Regions from separate parts of the Homo sapiens genome. Here region 2 is linked to region 1. The links are chromatin contacts, found by Hi-C or POLR2A ChIA-PET in ENCODE. All regions are on one chromosome and are shown on one strand. The core of a region is the stretch at or near the end of the contact, and the rest is flanking DNA. Distances in the headings are between cores, read along the strand shown.

What was found. A loop is a pair of places that touch in the nucleus more often than their neighbours do. ChIA-PET counts read pairs that join two places held with the same protein, here RNA polymerase II (POLR2A). Pooled maps may share reads with other maps.
Region 2: a map of naive thymus-derived CD4-positive, alpha-beta T cell shows a loop between it and region 1 (3-fold over the local background). The contact joins the promoter of CLCC1 here to the promoter of AMIGO1 in region 1. A Hi-C loop is called at or near these places in 1 of 168 maps with a recorded cell type or tissue (naive thymus-derived CD4-positive, alpha-beta T cell), 1 of 37 single-sample maps with no recorded cell type and 5 of 50 pooled maps. POLR2A ChIA-PET finds 5 or more read pairs at or near these places in 2 of 52 experiments (WTC11 and endothelial cell of umbilical vein).

What each region holds. Positions count from the first base shown.
Region 1 is chr1:109,507,178-109,512,785 of GRCh38, forward strand. It overlaps AMIGO1 (adhesion molecule with Ig like domain 1), which reads right to left and starts at 2,550. Exons shown (of 2, transcript NM_020703.4): 1 at 2,243-2,550; 2 at 1-1,822. The coding sequence starts at 1,735. The coding sequence ends at 254. LOC105378893 (a long non-coding RNA gene) reads right to left here. Exons shown (of 3, transcript XR_001738179.2): 3 at 3,425-3,464. RefSeq lists silencers at 2,154-2,213, 2,224-2,373, 2,434-2,553.
Region 2 is chr1:108,960,373-108,965,980 of GRCh38, forward strand. CLCC1 (chloride channel CLIC like 1) reads right to left here and starts at 3,112. Exons shown (of 13, transcript NM_001377458.1): 1 at 2,989-3,112; 2 at 1,937-2,097. RefSeq lists enhancers at 814-1,314, 1,315-1,815, 2,188-2,307 and silencers at 2,235-2,529, 2,668-2,907.

The DNA of each region.
Region 1 (5,608 bases), core at 1,300-3,799:
CTACCACACTGAGAATTGGCAGGGCTTTGGGTACGGGTGTAGCATTTGCCTGAGGATTAATATACCCCCATTTGAAAATCGTGGCAGCCACGCCCTGTTTGGGGTCTTGCTCTCTGTTGTACCTGGGACCAATTCCCTTGAGGTCAGGAGGAATCCATTCCCTTGGGCAGCCAGCCCTCTCTTCCATCCCCTCATATCCTTCAGGGGTGCATTACCTCTCCTGGGGCAGAATCTCCCCACCAACCCATCCTGCTCACACCACAATGGGCGTATCAGAGAAGACCGAGCTGACTGATTCTGGATCCGACATCCTCCGTTGGCCCTTGCCTGTGGCCTCAGGCACTGGCAGGGTGTTGCCTGGCTTGAGCTTGCCGTTTTGACCCTGCCCAGGTCCAGCAGGTTCCAGGAAAGCCACCCGCCGGTCAAAACCATCATCTTTGTCCCCACCAGCCATAGGATCATGGTTGGGTGTGGTACTAAGCATGGAAGAGCTGAGGCTGTCTCCTTGATGGCTGGAAGGCTTCTCTACACCCCGGCACCAGCAGCGGCAAGGGGTGAGGTATAGGTATATGAGGACCAGGACCACACTAAGGATACAGCCCACTAGGGTGGTATAGGCTGTGTTGAGGGTGTCATGGTGTCCGTGCAAGGTGAAATTGTGCACTTTCAATTCCACAGACAGTGTCTCATTGAAAGTCTCTCCCATGGCATAGCAGGTATACACACCACCGTCCTCGACCTGCACCTGCTGGAAAAGAAGACTGCCATCCTTAGACACACTCACTGTGCCATTGGTCACCTCATCTAGCACCCGTTCATTACTTGGTGTCACCCACACCTTGGTCATCCCTTGCTGCTTGGTGTCACACTTGATGATCAAGGTGTCACCCAGGTGGGCCTCCCAGGCACGCTCCTTGTACTCGCCACAGTTGAGGAAACTCAGGTTGAAGACATTGTGCAGCTTCTTGGAGTTCATGCAGTACAGATCCTCTTGAAAGTCCATCACGGAGCTCAGCTGCCGATACTGCCAGTGTGAAAACAGCTGGTAGAGCTCACAGTCGCAGTTCAGGGGGTTGTTATGTAGGTACAGCCCATTCTTGATCCAGGCCGGCAGCTTCTGCAGGTCAGGCAATGGCAAGTTCTTCAGCTTGTTAGAAGAGAGATCCAGGAGCGTTAGTTTGGGTAGCTTGGCTCCTTCCTTGACCAGTTCCAGAGGGAAGCGAGAGATCTGGTTCTGGCTCAAGTAGAGTTTCTGCAGCTGGGCCATGTCATCGAAGGCGCACCGGTCCACCGCCATGATGTGGTTATTGTAGAGCAGCAGCACCTCCAGTACTTGCAGGTCACTGAACAGGAACTCATCCAGTGTACGCAGCTGGTTGGAGGAGAGGTCCAGGTAGCGCAGGTTGGGTACCGGGGAAAAGGCCTCAGAGGAGATGAAGTTCAGGTGGTTGTGGCTCAGCAGCAGGGAGTGCAGTTGGGTCAGGCGCGTGGGGGTCCACTCGGCCCGCAGGCGGCTCAGGTTGTTGTGACTGAGGTCCAGTAGTGCTGTGTAACTGGGCAAGGAATGGGGCACATTGGGCAGCTGCTGCTTGGAGCAGCTGAGGATGTTGCTGGCGCACAAGCAGGCGGCAGGACAGCTAACCACGGCTCGGCCAGCTCTGGCCACCTCAAAAAGCAGCAGGGACAAGGACGGCAGCAGGAGCCAGAGGCCTCTCGGGTCACGGTGGGGGTGCATAGTGTCACTGGAGTGGGCGAGGAAGGCCACAAGGAAGATCTGGGAGGAGGTCACCCGGGCATGTTCTGGTGGGGTACGGAAGGGTCACTTGAGAGAAAGAGGATGGGTTTGTGGTCACCAAGGACTCCAGAGGGAAGGACACCCTCTCCCACTTCCCCTCCCACCCTTACCTCCACCCCCTTTGGGCTAGGAGAGAGAGATGCTGGGTAGTTTCCAGGCACTGTGCAGGCAGTGGGCTGTAAATATCGGCCGAAGAGGAGGTGGCCCGAGGGCCTACTGGGCTGGGGTCACAGGGGTGCAGGCTGCAGGTATGCACAGGATGGCAGGGACTGCTGGGAGTCACAGGGATGGCACGGGCAGGGTTTGGAGGTGGGGTCGGTGTGCCTTTTGGGAGGAGCTGAGGGAAGGTCAACAGGGCACCGGGCTGGGTAGGACGCGTCCGGTCGGGGTTGAGGGTCCCCGGGGCCTGTAGGGGCGGGCTCCCCCCGGGGCCTCCGGTCACTGCACCTGCTCGGCGAGGACGTGTCTCAGCCCATGGCCGGTCTGGGAGCTCCGTCGCGGCCTCTCCCGGCGGCGCCTCACCGGCCGGCCTGTCACTGCGCCCACCTTACGCAGGGGCCCGCGCCCGGCACCGTCGCCTCCCGGGGACTTGCGGGGCCCCGCTCCGCTCACCCTGCCACCGCCTCGACCGCTGAGCCCGCCGGAGCCCACCGACCGCGGTCGCTGCCTCCAGGTCCGCAGGCCTGGCGCGGATCGGTGCGGGGAGCCGGAGGCGCAGCGATCCCAGCGGAGGGAGCGGCGTGGGGGCAGCGAGCACCGCGCGCGCGCCCGTCGCCGCCGCCGGAGCCTCGGGGCGCGTGCGCGCGGCGGGGGCGGGGCGCACGTGCGTGTGTTTGTGTCGGAGCCGGCCGGGCGGACGCGCGCGGGGTCGTTCCCTCAACCAGCGAGCTCCGGACGCTGAGCTAAAGACGAAAATTGGCAGGAAGAGCGGCACTGGCCCCTTAGGCTCCGCTATAACTTCCTCCATCCCCCATTCCCCCATCTCCCAGCACCCTTCTCGCTACACAGACCGGCTCTCAGGAAAAGTCTAACTAAAGTGAATTCGCTGCACCTACTCGGGCAAGAGGCGTCACATGTCTTTTAATTTCGCAAATTGAAGAAATCTGGCTCAGCTCCCGCCTGCCAATGTTGGCGGGAAATTCATTAGTCACATTCTGAGGTTCCCCCTCCCTTCTCTCTGTGGCTGTGGGGTCTCAAAAATTGGGGGAGGGGTTCCCCCCACCCCACCCCCGTCTTGATGCTACTAGTTCATGACCCTTGAGGTACCACTGAAGGGCACAGCTCCTTAGCCTGCAAGCCAGCTGCGCAGGAGTGAGGGGAAAGGGGGTGTTTGGTGAGCCCAGGCCCCAGAACACCCCTTTACAGACACCTCATGCACCTCTCCCCACTCCACCTGCTACACACACACACACACACACACACACACACACACACACACACACGGACTGCATACAAGCCAGGGACAATTTCCATTCCTGGAAACTCCGAAACCCTTCCCAGCCCGGAGGAAGTCATTCAGCCCTTAGGTCTGGCCACTTGCCTTCTTCCTAAACCAGTGCCAGCTCCCCACTCCCCTTATGGAGCAATTGCAACATAGTTTCTCTGTTACCTAATCCTCAAGATGAAGGCCAGTGGTGGAGGTGGAGGGGTTTCTTCTTTAGGGTGGCCCCTGAAACAACAAGAAGCTGTTACTAGTGTATGTTGTTTGGGTTTGGGGGTGAGGAAAGAGAGAGATGCAGGAAGAGCCTAGACCTTATCATTCAAGATGTTAGCTGTTCTTGAGATGGTGGACCATAAGAAATTACCTTTTTATTTGTTCCAGTCTCTTATAACAGCAAGATCAAGACTGAAATTAATGTCTCAGTAGATTAGCTTGCTAAGAGTTTTAAAAAGAATTTATATCTGTCACATGTTTTACCATGAATTTTAGTGAATATATTATCTCTTCAAGGAGTATTAGCGTGTTAATCTTATGCATAGTGTGAAAAGGTCTTTCTGCAAGGTGCAGTGGCTCACACCTGTAATCCCAGCACTTTGGGAGGCTGCGGCAGGAGGATTGCTTGAACCCAGGAGTTCGAGAGCAGCCTGGGCAACATGGTGAGACTCTGTCTCTTAAAAAAAAAAAAGGCATGGTGGCACGCACCTGTGGTGCCCACTACTTGAGAGGCTGAGGTCGGAGGATCACTTGAGCCCTGGAGGTCAAGGCTGCAGTGAGCCATGTTTGTGTCACTGCATTCCAGCCTGGGTGACAGAGCAAGATCCTGTCTCAAAAAAAAAAAAAAAAAAGAAAGAAAGAAAGAAAGAAAGAAAGAAAGAAAGAAAGAAAGAAAGAAAGAAAAAAGAGAAAGATGTTCTGTTCTGTTCATTTCAGGCATCATTGAAAAGATGAGGAGGGTAATCTTTTTGGAGGACAAGGTGTGAAGAATCTTGAAATCACATTGCATCAGTTATCTATTGCTGCATAATCACATTACCCCAAAACTTAGTGACTTCCTACAGCAATATACATTTATTGCCTTTCACAGTGTCTGTTGGTCAGATTCAAGAGCAGTCTGGTGGACAGTTCTGGCTTGGCAGTTTCTCATGCAGTTATGCGTTAGATGGAGCTACAGTCATTAGAAGGCTTCACTGGGGCCATAGAGGCTCACTTAAATTCATGTGGCTGGCTGTTGGCAGGAAACCTCTATTCTTATCCATAAAGGTCTCTCCACAAGACAGCTTGAGTTTCCTCACAACACGGTAGCTGACTTCCCTCAGAGCAAGAGATGCAAGAGACAGCAAGACAGAAGTCACAGTGATCTGGCTCTTTGAAGTGATGGATATCACCTCCACTTTGGTCACATATGCAATTCCTGATTCAATATGGAAGAACTACACAAGGGCACAAATACCAGGAAGAGAGGATCATTGGGACCATCTTGGAGGCTGGCTATCACACACATCATCTCTGAAGTTACATCTATTTTTTAATTTTGAGAATTTTCAAACATACACAAAAGTGAATAGTACAATGAACTCCCATATACCCATCACCCATTTCAATAATTATTAAAGAAATGTCATCATTTTATTTTGTACAAATATTCCTGAGAAACATATGCTCCTCTCACCCCACCCCTCATCTGCATGTTGCATATTTTCTTTTCACCCCAGTGTTGTTCCAGGCTCTCTCCTCTCCCTTTCCTCTTTATTTTTATTTTTTAGACAGAGTTTCGCTGTTGTCACCCAGGCTGCAGTGCCGTGGCATGATCTTGGCTCACTGCAACCTCCGCCTCCTGGGTTCAAGTGGTTCTCCTGCCTCAGCCTCCCAAGTAGCTGGGATTACGGATGCCTGCTACCATGCCCAGCTAATTTTTATATTTTTAGTAATGACAGGGTTTCACCATGTTGGCCAGGCTGGTCTCGAACTCCTGACCTCAGGTAATCTGCCTGCCTCGGCCTCCCAAAGTGCTGGAATTACAGGTGTAAGCCACCATGCCCGGCCTCCCTTTCCTCTTTCTGCTGTGTCCAAGGCGTGGGAGAGAGACAGATAGAAAGAAAAAGGCCCCTTATGATGGATACCAGTTTCAAGAGTGGGTGTCTACAATTTGGAAGGGTCACCACACGATATGTTCTTTAATCAGTCTCTTTTTTCAGCTAATCCATATCCTTTTAAAAGTAATCATTTTGGCTGGGTGCGGTGGCTCACCCCTGTAATTCCAGCCCTTTGGGAGGCTGAGGCAGGCAAATCACATGAAGCAGGAGTTCGAGACCAGCCTGGCCAACATGGCAAAACTCCATCTCTACTAAAAATACAAAAATTAGCTGGGCGTG
Region 2 (5,608 bases), core at 1,862-4,361, 550 kb before region 1:
ATCAAGCGTATTCAATACTTCAGAGAAGTGGAGAGGAACAAAGTCTGGAAAAAAGCCATTGGATTGGTTAATTAGTTGGCCATTTATGACCTTTCAGAGAATGACAGTGAGAAGCCTAATTCTCTAAGTGGTTAAGAAGTAGGTGACAAAGGGAGTGTGTAAACTGGAGAGAGGCTCCAAGATGGGAGTGCATGAAATTAAGGTTACGGGAAGGGTTCTTCATAGGCAATGAGGTTATATACTCCATAAATAGAAATGAATGAAGATGGATGAAGACAAAATTTCTAAAGTAAAAAGAGAAACTGACAGATTTCATATTATAATATGATATGAAGTGGACAGAGAAATTAAGAGTAATTTGCATTTCTAACACTGTGAGGAGGTTAGGATGGGGGAAACGGAGATTTGGAGGGGAAAAAAGGTACTACAGGAGGCATTATACAAAGGGAAGTGAATAAAAAGCCTGTCAAGCAGTTGAGATTTTTTTTTCTTTTTTATAGAGACAGGGTCTTGCTATGTTGCCCAGGCTAGTCCCGAACTCCTGAGCTCAAAGGATCCCCCTGCCCGCCGCCTTGTCTTCCCAAAGTGCTGGGATTACAGGTGAGCCACTGTGCCAGCCAGGCAGTTGAGTTTTGACTGTGACATCCACAAAGTCGTACTATTGGCAACTATGTTACTTTCTACAGTAATAACCAGCAGTTCCATAGATTTCTCCAGGGATAGAGATTAGCAATGCAGAAATGATGGAAGACAGGAGGGTAAGACAGAATAGAAGAATCAGCTAGAAATTCAAGCCCTCCTGCCAGATCCCCATGGTCACTGATTGAAGGCTGGAACTCCTTGAGAAATCCTAAAACGAATCTCACACTTCCTCCAAACAAAGCTACATCTAAACCTGCTGAAGAGTTTGTTAAAAAAAAAAAAAAACGATTCTGATTCAGTAAATCTGAGGTAGGTCTGAGATCTCCACTTCTAACAAGCTCCTGGTGATGCCGCAGACCACACTCTTGAGTAGCAAAGTGTTAATCGAAAGTAACCATCCTAGCTAGTTTCGTTTAATGGTGGCACCTATGTCATTCTAGTACTTGTCAGGGGACACTACTCTTTCTCTCTCCCGCAGTCCCTACTATTTTTACCATTTCTCTCCTGTCTCAGGCTTCGGTACTAATAATTTTTAAATTATAATATGTATAATAGTAGCTAAAGGCCGGGCACGGTGGCTCACGCTTGTAATCCCAGCACCTTGGGAGGCCAAGGCGGGCGCATCACCTGAGGTTGGGAGCTCCAGCCCAGCCTGACCACCATGGAGAAACCCTGTCTCTACTAAAAATACAAAAGTAGCAGGGCGTGGTGGCGCATGCCTGTAATCCCAGCTACTCGGGAGGCTGGGGCAGGAGAATTGCTTGAACCCAGAGAGTGCAGGTTGCGGTGAGCCGAGATCGCGCCATTGCACTCCAGCCTGGGCAACAAGAGCAAAACTCCGTCTAAAAAAAAAAAAGTAGCTAATATTTTGTTACTATGTGCTAAGCACTGTTACATTAATTTAATCCTCACAAAACTACTGGAAGTAGTACTCTTATCTTCACTCATCTTCATTTTACAGATCACACAAAGTAACTTGCCTAAGACCACCAAGCTAGTAAGTGGTAGAACCCAGACTGGCTCTACCTAAACTGCCTCTCCAGGGCAAAAGTACTAATGGCTCTCAGGGGCTTCTCTGAGAGGATAGGGTCTTAGAGTGGAGAGGACCTGTTGGAACGACATCTCCACAGAGCGGGAAATAGGGAGAGTAGTTTATAGTAGCTACTAGACTGGAGAACTACCAGGAAACACAGATCGTCGTGCAGACGGCCAGGCAGTGAGTAGAAATGGGCACAAAAGAAAAAGTCTTTGGTTTCAACGAAAGCACATGAGTAATGGGAAAGGCAAGACTAACCTGGATTAGTAGAGTCAAATCCTGTTTTAGACTAGAAGTACCAGGGTATAAGTCGGGAGGCTGCAACTTATTTCGTATGCTTATGCAGTTTCTTGGAACCATGGCTCTCAAACTTGCGAATTTGCATTTTTAACAATTTCCCAGATGACGATAAAGCTAGTCTGGGAAGAACACTTCATAATCACTATTATAAAGAAAACCTGAATTGTTTTTCACCACCCAGTAATAAACCTACAGCTTATGGTGTGTCTAACTTTTTACACTCAAATCAGATTTGGAGCCAGGCGCAATGGCTCACGCTTGTAATCCCAGCACTTTGGGAGGCCAAGATGGGAAGATCCTTTGAGCCCAGGAGTCAGAGACAAGCCTGGACAACACAGGGAGACCCCTTCTCTACAAATAAAATTTACAAATTAGCCGGGCCTGGTGGCGCGCACCTGTGGTCCCATCTACTCAGGTGGCTGAGGCAGGAGAATCGCTGGAACCCGGAAGGCGGAGGTTGCCGTGAGCGGAGATAGCACCACCGCACTCCAGCCTGGGTGACACAGCAAGACTCCGTCTCAAAAAAAAAAAAAAAATCCATTTTGGAGGTTGTTTTGTGTCCGTTTTTGTTGTTGTTGTTAACTGTGTTAATTCACAGATTTGAAGTTTTAGAAAATTAACTACAACTAAATCCGAGCTATTCTGCTGACAGCATTTATTCAAATTATGCTTAAAGTTTTCAGAGATAACCAAAGCCAACAGAATTCAACGTGCGCTCAGGTCTCGCTTTGCCCTCGCTGTGCCTTCTCCGTAGGCCGCTCTCTGGGCCAAGCACCTCCCCGGAACGCGCGCAACCGCGGCGGACAGGCAGCCGCCGGCGCGGGAGCTGAGGTAGGAGCCCGGGGCACCCACAGGCCGCAGCGGACGCACGCAGCTAGCACGGTCCCCGCCCCGGGTCGCGCCTGCGGCCTCCCCAGCGTCTGCGCCGCGAGTCCGCTGGACCCGCCAGGGCGTAACGGCGGGTAACCCGCCCCACCCGCCGCACAACACACCCAACTGCACGGACTCACGTCCGGGATCCCCTGCCTGCCTCTCGAGGAAGACACCTGCCCAGGCCGGCCGCAGAAGAGGTCGCACAGCTTGCCGCCGCCCAGGGTTTCAGCGTGCTTCCTGGGCCTCGTCATCGAATTGTTCGGCTGACGGCTGCGTGTCCCTCCCCCGTTGCGGGCCGCTGATTGGCCTCGTTGATTGGGCGGGGCTAGTAGCGGGACCGGCCTCTGCGCGCGGGTTATTTTCGCCGCGGATTTTCTTTTACTTTTCATCTGCGGAACTCTTTCTGCGAAGGAAATCTCGCCTGGAACTCAAATATATACAACGGATAGGAAACCTATTTTCTTACTATTAATATATTTGATAAGTTTGAATGTGTAACATTCGCCATGAAACGCAAGCATGATTTTTTTTTTTTTGAGGCAGAGTCTCACAGTGTTGCCCAGGCTGGAGTGCAGTGGCGCGATCTCGGCTCGGCTCACTGCAACCTCTGCCTCCCGGGTTCAAGCAATTCTCCTCTCTCAGCCTCCCGAGCAGCTGGGACTACAAGCGCGCACCACCACATCCAGCTAATGTGTATTTTTAGCAGAGACAGGGTTTCACCATGTTGGCTAGGCTGGTCTCGAACTCCTGACCTCAGGTGATCCGCCCGCCTCGGCCTCCCAAAATGCTGGGATTACAGGTGTAAGCCACCGCGCCTAGCCACAAGCATAATTTTTTAAAGGGAGGATCACGAATGACAACTGTAGTTCTACTCAGGGCAGGACAAGGGAAAGGTCTGCACACTGTAGGGCAGTTGGAAGTAGTTTTGTTTTTGTCTTTAACTGCTGGCCTTGCAATCTCGGGAAACTGTGAAGATGGTAAAATTTACTATCTTAACCATTTTTAAAGGTACAATTCAGTGGTATTAGATACATTCACATTGTTATGCAACCATTACCACCATCCATCTCCAGCACTCATCTTGCAAAACTGAAACTCTGTACCCAGTAAGTGGTAACGCCTCATTCTTCCCCTCCCTCCTTCCCAGCGACTACCATTCTTTCTGTCTTTATGAATTTGACTACTCTAGGTATTTCATATAAGGACTCATACAGCATTTGTCTTTTTGTAACTGATTTCACTTACCATAATGTCCTCAAGGTTCATCCATGTGGTAACGTGTCAGAATTTCTTTTAAGGCTGAATAGTATTCCATTTTATGTATATACCAGTTCATTCAGTCATCTGTTAATGGATAACAGGTTGTTTCCACTTTTGGCTACTGTGAAATAATACTGTAAACATGGATATACAAATATCTGTTTTTTAACCCTTTTGGGTATACACACAGATGTTCAAATATCTGTTGCTTTCAACTCCTGAATATATATACACAAGTGGAATTGCTGGATTATGTAGTAATTCTATTTTTAATTTTTTGAGGATCTGCCGTACTTTTTTTTTTTTTGAGATGGAGTTTCACTCTTGTTGCCCAGGCTGGAGTGCAGTGGTACGATCTCGGCTCACCACAACCTCTGCCTCCCGGGTTCAAGCGATTCTCCTGCCTCAGCCTCTTGAGTAGCTGTGACTACAGGCGTTTGCCACCATGCCTGGCTAATTTTTGTATTTTTAGTAGAGATGGGGTTTCACTATGTTGACCAGGCTGGTCTCGAACTCCTGACCTCGTTATCCACCCACCTCGACCTGCCAAAGTGCTGGGATTACACGCATGAGCCACTGCGCCCGGCGGAACTGCCATTCTCTTTTCCATAGTGGCTGCAACATTTTACATTCCCTCCAAGAGTGCACAAGTTCCAATTTCCCCACATCTCCACTGACATCTTTTTATTTTTGTATAGTAGCCATCTTAATAGGTGTGAGGTATCTCACTGTGGTCTTGATTTGCCTTTCGCTAATGACCAGTGATGTTGAGCATCTTTTCTTGTGCTTATTGGTCATGCCATTTGTATATGTTTGTTGGAGAAATGTCTATTCAAGTCCTTTACCCATTTGTTTTGTTTGTTTTATTTTGTTTTGTTAAGAGACAGGGTCTCGCTTTGTCACCCAGGCTGAAGTGCAGTGTCATGATCATGGCCCACTGCAGCCTTGAACTCCTGGCTTTGCCCATTTTTTAATGGGTTTTTGTTGTGTTTTGGTTCCTTATATATTCTGGATATTAACCACCTTATCAGATAGGATTTGCAAATATCTTCTCCCACTTTTTCTTTTCTTTTTTTTTTTAGAGACAGGGTCTCCCTGTATTGCCCAGGCTGGTGTCAAACTCCTGGGTTCAAGTGATCCTCCTGCCACAGCCTTCCAAAGTGTTGGGATTACAGGCATGAGCCACCATGCCCGGCCCCATCTTCTCCCTCTTAGTGGGTTGCCTTTTCACTCTGTTGTGTCCTTTGGCTTCTTACTATAAAACGAAAATAAAATTCTAAGCCCCCCAACCAACTGAATAGGCCCATCCTCTCAGCCAAGGGCATTCTAAAGTAAACCTGAGGCCAGTTGCAGTGGCTCATGCCTGTAATCTCAGCCCTTTGGGATGCCAAGGCAGGTGAATCACTTAAGGGCAGGAGTTCAAGACCAGCCTGGCCAACATGGTGAAACCCTGTCTCTAGTAAAATCACAAAAATTAGGCAGGCAAAGCGGTGGGCC